3 separate regions of the Homo sapiens genome follow, and all the other regions are linked to region 3. A link is a contact called in ENCODE Hi-C data. All regions are on one chromosome and are shown on one strand. The core of a region is the stretch at or near the end of the contact, and the rest is flanking DNA. Distances in the headings are between cores, read along the strand shown.

The links. Hi-C counts contacts between places; a loop is a spot of excess contacts on that map. Pooled maps may share reads with other maps.
Region 1: a map with no recorded cell type shows a loop between it and region 3 (4-fold over the local background). The contact joins the enhancer-like site here to the promoter of GDA in region 3. A Hi-C loop is called at or near these places in 10 of 37 single-sample maps with no recorded cell type and 4 of 50 pooled maps.
Region 2: a map with no recorded cell type shows a loop between it and region 3 (2.8-fold over the local background). The contact joins the enhancer-like site here to the promoter of GDA in region 3. A Hi-C loop is called at or near these places in 2 of 37 single-sample maps with no recorded cell type and 4 of 50 pooled maps.

What each region holds. Positions count from the first base shown.
Region 1 is chr9:71,781,848-71,784,594 of GRCh38, forward strand. No RefSeq gene overlaps it. Among named protein-coding and RNA genes, the nearest start is that of CEMIP2, 15 kb to the left of the region's middle. Within about 2 kb of position 1,469, at least 12 of the 41 ENCODE cell types and tissues checked have a DNase peak (open chromatin) inside an H3K27ac peak, as active enhancers do.
Region 2 is chr9:72,442,401-72,445,327 of GRCh38, forward strand. No RefSeq gene overlaps it. Among named protein-coding and RNA genes, the nearest start is that of TMC1, 78 kb to the right of the region's middle. RefSeq lists an enhancer at 1,793-2,052. Within about 2 kb of position 1,656, at least 9 of the 41 ENCODE cell types and tissues checked have a DNase peak (open chromatin) inside an H3K27ac peak, as active enhancers do.
Region 3 is chr9:72,148,103-72,150,802 of GRCh38, forward strand. GDA (guanine deaminase) reads left to right here and starts at 1,338. Exons shown (of 14, transcript NM_004293.5): 1 at 1,338-1,580. The coding sequence starts at 1,458. RefSeq lists enhancers at 1,037-1,538, 1,539-2,038.

The sequences.
Region 1 (2,747 bases), core at 219-2,718, 370 kb before region 3:
AGCCTAAGCCAAGCATCTGATGGAGGGTTCGAATAAATGCATATTGTATGCAGGAAGGGATGGTTCAAAAGGGCCTTGACAACATACAAAGTATTATAGAAACTAACAGTCATGGCCAGGCATGATGGCTCATGCCTGTAATCCTAACACTTTGGAAGGCCGAGGCAGGTCGCCCGAAGTTCAAAACCAGCCTGCCTGTGCAACATGGTGAAACCCCATCTCTACAAAAAATACGAGAATTTGCTTCACGTGGTGGCACACGCCTGTGGTCCCAGTTACTCAGGAGGCTGAAGTGGGAGGATCCCTTGACCCTGGGAAGTTGAGGCTACAGTAAGCCATGATAGTGCCACCGCACTCCAGCCTGGGTGACAGAGCAAGACCCTGTCTCAAAAAACAAAACAAACAAATAGATCACAATATCTATCATTTGATAACTTATTATGTGCCAACCACTGTGAAAAACTAAAGTCTCATTGGAAAATGACTACTATCTTCCAATATTTGAAGATGCTAGAGTCTAAAAAGCCCAAGTTCAAATCCTGACTCAACCATCTACTCATTGTTTGACTCTGGACAAATTTCCCAAATCCTCTGTGCTTCAGTTTTGCCACATGCAAATTGATAAAATGGGAATAAATAATTCCACAAGGTGACAAGAATGTAGCCAAAAATCTTCCACAAGGCCCAGTATATTTTTGGCAACACATTTCCTTCTTTCCCTATAATAATCACACACTATAAGGAGCTGTATCTGATTGTTGGAATTCACCAAAGATTAAATGTCTTGTTTTATGAGCTTGCTTCCTTGTAAAGGTAGCTTCATGAGCTTCACATCCCTGGATGTGTTTATGAAGAGATTGGACAGGTATATGCAAATAGCAACACTTATAGAATGCTTGCTATGAGCTAGGCACTGCTGTGTGTGTTTTACAGATAGATATTCATCCTGCCAATCCACACATTTTACAAATGAGGAAACTAAAAGCGACTAAGTAATTTGTGTAAGATTATATAGCCAGTAGGTGCCAGGAATGTGAACCAAGGGTGTCTTTGCTCTTAACCACTTCACCAACTGCATATAAGCAATAGTGACAAGGACATTCCACTATTTGTTGGGTGGGTGCTGGTGCCAATGACATCCCTTCCAGCACAGAGATCCATGGGCCCATAATCTCAGTACAGTGTGAACAGCTAAAGGGATTCAACTGTGACAGACTGAAAAACCAATGTAAAACAGGAGGCAAGAGATGCCCACACCTGGAGTGGCCAAAGGAGCAGAATGTTCCAAGCCTGGACAGCATATCACTGAGAGATGGAGATGCTCAGGCTGGGAAAAGCACTGGCGTGAGGAGGCGGGGCAGCCAGCCAGACATGTTTCCTACAGCTAGGCCCTAGGTGTCACCAGTGTGACAGGGCCACCAGTCATCCCTCCATTCTTTTGTACTTTCATTTACACATTTCATTTCGTGACAGGAAATAACACTGTCAGCAGCACAGTTGCTCACGGCATGTGCTGCAGGGGAGCTGACGCACGGAGGGTGGAAAGGGTGGAGGTGGGACAACGGGTGTTTGTGCCAGCATGTCATATACCGTCCTGACCTGCTGCATGCTCTTCCTTGCCCCGGGGCAGGTCTGGCAGCTGCTTACACAAGGCTCAAGTTGTTTGGAGTGGGGGAGGGAGAGGGGACCCACATCACCTATTTGCAGCTTTGCTTTTAAAAGTCGGTATCACCGATTTAGATTTGGGGTTTGGATTTTGAGGGGAACAAGAGGATTATTAGGTCCTAATATGACTTTTCTTCTCTTGCTCCCCTCTGCCTTCGGAAGTATCTAGATGTAATATCTCGTGCTAACCACAAGTTGAGAGTGGTAAAGTCATTCTGCTGGAGAAAATAGTAAAAATAATACTGACTTCCATGTTCATATTCAGTTTGTTTCTAGGAAAGACAAACATCAGTGGCGTTTAAATAAAAGATTTTTCAGCTGGGTGCAGTGGCACATGCCTGTAATCCCAGCTACTCGGGAGGCTGAGGCACAAGAATCACTAGAACCTGGCAGGTGGAGGTTGCAGTGAGCCAAGATCACACCACTGCACTGCAGCCTGGGTGACAGAGCGAGACTCTGTCTCAAAAATAAATAAATAAATAAGTAAAATATTTTTGTATGATTAGCCCATGTTATATATACTCAACCTTAGTCAAACTTTGTATTGACACCCTCTCCACCCTGCCACCACAGATTATTTGCTGGTCAAAAGAGGAAAATAGTTACAGGCCAGAGCAAGGAAGGGAACTGTTTCAGACCACGAGAGACTTAAAATGCACAATAATCAAGTACAACATGTAGTCTTTGACTGGATCTTTATCTGAGTGGATCAATGGAAGACACATTTGGGATCAAATGAAGAAATTTCAATATGGACAAGGAATCAGGTGCTTTAAGGAATTATTGTTAATCTTGTTAGCTATTGTCTTAGTTCATTTTGGGTTGCTATAAAAGAATACCCGAGGCTGGGTAATTTATTAAGAAAAGAGGTTTATTTGGCTCATGTTTCTAGAGGCTGTACAAGAAGCATGGCATTGAGCATCTGCTTCTGGTGGGGACCTCAGGCAGTTTTCATTCACGGTGGAAGGTGACAGGGAGCAAGAGAGAGGGAAGGAAGGTGCCAGGCTCTTTTTAGAAATCATATCTCAGAGGAACTAATAGAGGGAAAAGTCACTCATTGCCACCGTGAGGGCGGCAGAAAG
Region 2 (2,927 bases), core at 406-2,905, 290 kb after region 3:
TGATAACAAGCAGTAAAACCAGGGCGGAACGCTTGCAGACATACCAACATTCCTTTCAAGACCTGACTCATCCTCTTCCTGGTTGGGTCATCTTGTATAAGTTACAGAGACTTTCTGAGGCTTGATTTCTTTATCTGCAAATGGAAGATACTAATAGTATTTATCCCTTAATAAAAGTTCACTATCTCTTTGGCTAGAGTCACAGAAAGAGAAAAAAGTTCAAAATCACCACTGTAGCAGAAGTGTAAAGTTATTTACGCTGTTTTCAAATACGCAACAACAACAAAGTATGGCTCCTTTTTTATATACTAGGTCTGTTGTCAGCAAAGATCATCCTCACTCAACCACCCCCAACCCAAAGGGTGACAAGTGCAGTTTTAGTCTCACCAGAATTTTATTCAATTTTATAAAGAAAATCATGACTTTAGGTAAATTCTTTATCTCTTTTAGATAAAGTGCTCAGTCTCTCAGGTTTCTGCTCACTCTGTTTCTCTTCAAGATGACATCTGAATGTGAGGCTTAAGCGACTTCAGCAGGACAGAGGACATTGGGAGTTCTTGGCATCCTTTTGACATTGTTGGTCTCTGCTGTGTCATGGCTGGTCCGCGCTGCTCCCTGGACTCATGACCACTGGGAGGGACTGGTGCAATTTTGGGGTGTTCTGCTGGCATATGAACTGAAGCCTGTAACTGGTGTAATGCATGGACCATTCTTATCCTTGCTGACATGACCTTACCTTGTTAGTGCTGCAGAGGTCCAGTGTGACTTTCCTAGCTCTTTTTTTTTGAGGCAGAGTCTCACTTCGTCGCACAGGCTGGAGTGCAGTGGTGCCATTTACTTTGACCTCCACTTTCTGGGTTCAAGCAATTCTCGTGTGTCAGCCTCCTAAGTAGCTGGGATTACAGGCATGTGCCACCATGCCTGGCTAATTTTTTTTTTTTTAATTTTTAATAGAGATGGGGTTTCACTATGTTGGCCAGGCTGGCCTCGAACTCCTGACCTCAAGTGGTCCACCCCAGTTGGCCTCTCAAAGTGCTGAGATTACAGGCATGAGTCACTGTGCTAACCTCTCCTAGCTCTTCAAACAGGAAGTCTGCCCTGCAGTGTAGACCGCAGTATGATTAGCAGTTGGTTCTGAGTCACTTGAGCCCTGATTTGTGGTATTTGCAGACTTTTGTGGTGCAAACATTTCTGCCTTGGCATTTCAAGGTACCAGTGTGGTGTCACCAAATGTGAAGTTGGAAAAAGATCTGCCTTACAGATACAATAGATACATATAAGCTCAAGAACATAGATAATATGTAAAATGTAGTCTAATAACTATGGAGTGACAATTTTGAATATTTCTTGTCTTTATTTTTAATAGAATTAATTTAAATGTAAGTTGAAATATCTTTGTTTTTAAGTATTGCTGTGTTTAACAACTGGCTTGCAAAGTTTCTTATAATTTAATAGGCAGGTCTCTGACCCGGTGAACCATCTCTGGCTCACCACTAACAGGTCATCTCATCTTTTTTGTCAAGACATCTTCTATCAAGCTCCTAATCAGGCCCTCAATCAAGTTCCATGTTCTCTTTGGCGGCGTATTGGAAGCGTGAAGTTTAGGCCCACACTTTGCTATCCACAAGCTGACAGAGAGGCAACAAGAGACACAGTATGCTCTCAGCTACTAAAAAGGAAGTGGGACAGAAGCTCCTCTGCCCATGCCATTAATCTTGACTCATATAACTCACTTCCCCCTGGTGGAGTCTGTCAAATAGTCAGAATGTCAAATTCCCCTAGACTCTTGAAGAAAACTCACTCAATGGCCAATTCACAAAAGCCCATTTCACCAAATGAGAAATTCATGAAATTTAGTTTCTTTTTGTTTTAGTTGACCAGTTTTCCTAATAGCATTTTAAAGAAGAATGTCAAATTTGGTCTCCTGCAGCAGTCAACTGTGTGGCCTTTTCTTTCTCCAGAGTTTCAGCCACTTTCTTCTCCACTTTGCAGGTTCCACAGCCTAACCTGTTTCTTAGAACTACTTAGTAGTCATAGGAGAGAATGCAATTGCTCTAGGTCCTCCATTGGATGCTCTTCATTCTTCATTTGGTTTTGTTTTGTTAAAGAAGACAAATCAAAATAGAGAATGGCTGTCAAAAATAACAAGCCCAGGGGAGTTCTGGAGATTAACATCAGCACCAAACATTGCTCACAGCACTGGTCTCTGTTTATAGAGCAATCTCTAGTCTGTTTACTCATCTAGGTGTTTTAAAATGTTGGGCTCAAGTATCTGGGCTTGCAGGTATTGAGAAACTACTGAAGGCACAAATAGAGGAATGACAAGTTTGGATCTGCTTTAGACACTGAACTATGGTAGTAATACGTGAAAAGGACCAAAAAAGGGAATTTGTAAGCAGAGAATCCAGTTAAGAATTCATTAGAACCCAGGTGAGAGATAACAGTCTGCACTCCAGTAATGGAAGTGATGGAATGATAAGAGCTTTTTCCTGGCTACCCTAACTTAGAGGACTCCCTGTTTACTCTCTAGCACTGTGCCCTATTTGTGGAAATTTATAAATTTATATTTAGATGCCTACTTATCATCTGCTCTCTCACTAGACTGTAAGCTCCCTGAAGCCAGGGTTTGGATGTTTCATTTCCCAAAGTATTCTCATCACCCAGCACAGTGTCTGGCACATAGCACACGCTCCACAGACACCTGGGAAATAAAGTGGAATTAAGAAGAAAGAAAAGATATTCATCAGTGGGAGCAAGTTAGTTATGTTTTATAGTAAGGGAAAGATGCTCATGGAGAAGGAGGAGTGAAAAGGCAGAGGAGAGACAATAAAAGACGGCACAGACTCCAGGATAAGCAGGAGTAAACAGGATAAGGACAAAAGCAGCAGAATTAGCTTTGCCTAGAAGGGCTCCTCTTCTTCTGTCAT
Region 3 (2,700 bases), core at 88-2,587:
CAATTCAGAGAAAAACTGCTCACACACTGCAATGAAACCCTCACCCTTTATGTAGTTGTCAAAATAGTTATTTGTCTCAGGTTATGGCTCTGCTCACAGAAAAACCATCCATTCATTTATTCAATAAACATGTATGGAACACCGGCATTGTTCTAGGCATAAGACACATTCCCTGCTCCTGTGGTGCTTCTGTTATTGGTGTGTGTATGTGTGTGTGTGTGTGTGTGTGTGTGTGTGTGTGTGTGTGTGTATTGGTGAGAGGGAAACAGGAGTAAACTAAAAAACACAAAATAAAGAAGAATGGACACAATAAATGCAATGGCAGAAACAAGATGGATTAGTGGAGTAGAAACTGCTGGGAGTCCGGTGCCACTTGGTGGTCAGGAAAGGTGACTCCGAAGAGCCTGACATTTGAGACAAATCAGTGGTGAGAAGAGCTGCCAAGTAAAGCGCCACAAGAGGGATTAGGGGCAGAAGGAACAGCACGTTAGAGGGCCCTGAATGGAAGCCAGCTGGGTTTCATGGAGGAACTTAGTGAAGGACCCTGTGGTCATTGTGTAGGGTGGGAACGCTGACCCTAGTTATGACCCAGTCCAAGCTCCATTTTCATAAGTGGGGATGATAAGCACACTGAGGCCCACGTGTCTTGTCCACAGTCTCTTGATTCCCAATTCAGCACCCATGGTACCATTGCTGCCTATTTGACTTGAGAACTTAATTTTCTCCCTTTGTACAACTGGAAGTAAATAAAAGAGATTCATTCATTTTACACGAGAAAAATTGGTATTGGAATTGTTTGCGGACAAACACAAGAACCAAAAACATTAGCCTCAAGGTGAAGAGAGGAACCTTGGCGTCCACAATGACACCCAGTTTAGGGGTCCCCAGAGATGTTCGGTAAGACATGCTTCCAGAACCTTCCAGGTGAGGACCAATACTAATTCTGCAGTCTACATAAACTAAAAATGAAACTGGTCATAAGGTAGGCAGCCCCAGCTGACCTTTCACCTGTGCCTGAACTAATGCAAGTACAGGACCTGAGTGCTACAGGTTGAAGAAGTAAGTGATCCTAGGAGTTGAAGGGTCAGAGGAGCCAGGCTGACACAACTCATAGAAGGTGGAGGAAGCTGATCTTCTGAGCCTCAGCTGTGGTTGATCTTGATAACTCAAAGAGTTAACACAACCAAAACTAACGCAAGGGTGGAGAGAAAGACCACACCCCACGGGAGCGCGGAGCCAACTCGCGGGAGAAAAATCCTATTGGCATTGAGGAGGTAGGGAGCCAGCCCCTGGGCGCGGCCTGCAGGGTACCGGCAACCGCCCGGGTAAGCGGGGGCAGGACAAGGCCGGAGCCTGTGTCCGCCCGGCAGCCGCCCGCAGCTGCAGAGAGTCCCGCTGCGTCTCCGCCGCGTGCGCCCTCCTCGACCAGCAGACCCGCGCTGCGCTCCGCCGCTGACATGTGTGCCGCTCAGATGCCGCCCCTGGCGCACATCTTCCGAGGGACGTTCGTCCACTCCACCTGGACCTGCCCCATGGAGGTGCTGCGGGATCACCTCCTCGGCGTGAGCGACAGCGGCAAAGTAAGCAGGCGCGGGGTCGAGCGCACTCCGACGGGCGGGAGGATAGGTGCAAGGAACCTGGCGCGGTGCTTCGCGTAGCCCGGGGTTCGCTCGGTGCGCAGTGAGCGCCGCGGCTCCGGAGTTGAACTTGAGTCTTTGGCTCTTGGGCAACGCAGAGAGAACCCTGGCGCTAGGTTCGTGGGCTGGCTGGGGAGTTCCCAGAAGTCGGGAGCAGTGGCGTGCTAACGCCACAACTGGCTCGACAGCAGTCCGGGCTGCGGTAGAGCCGGGAGCAAGGATGTCACCCCCCGCTCCCCCGCCCCCCGTTCCAATCCTAAGATACCGGCAATAATCTTCAATCTTGCTTAAATCATCTTTGTTTCCAACACCTAGCACTGTGCCTGGCACAGGAGGCTCTCCATAAATGTGGTTGAATTTATTGTGAAAGAAATAAGAGGAGGGGGTCATTTGATTGATGTTGTTTAGCGTGTCCAGAACATAGAATAAATAGAACTGATTACATTCACCCTATCATTCAACAGAGATAATATACTAACGATGAAGGTTCCACAACTTGTAATACTAGAAGGGATGGTCCGAAAGAAATAATTCATCCATCTCTTTTCCTTCCTCTCTCTCTCTTATACACACACGCGTACACACACACACACACACGCACGCACACACACACACACACCATAGCCATTTGCATCAAAGCAAGCAGTTCCATTTTAAGGTTCAAAATGTCTTCTTTGAATGTATCTTTTACACTTCCTTTTCCAAAATCAGGATTTCTACAAATGACACAGGTAACTTGATGTCTACTATTTACTGTTCCATACACACATATAGTGACTATATCAGCCATGGCCTGGCAAGTTTGATAAGTGAAGCCATTCCATTTTTTAGAACAAAAAAATGATAAAATAAATATGGAGATGGGATTTTTTGAGCTGTTTTCCAACTACTGGTTTGGTTAGCAAAAGTACACATACTTGTGATTTGTCAAGTTGAAGATACTATTCTTGACTAAGATGCTACCGAGTCGGTGACAGTTTTGAATCGTGACTCTTACATTTGGGGGTAACTAAACACTGTTTTCTCATGGTGCTTTAAAAAATACTCTTTCTATGCACGTTCA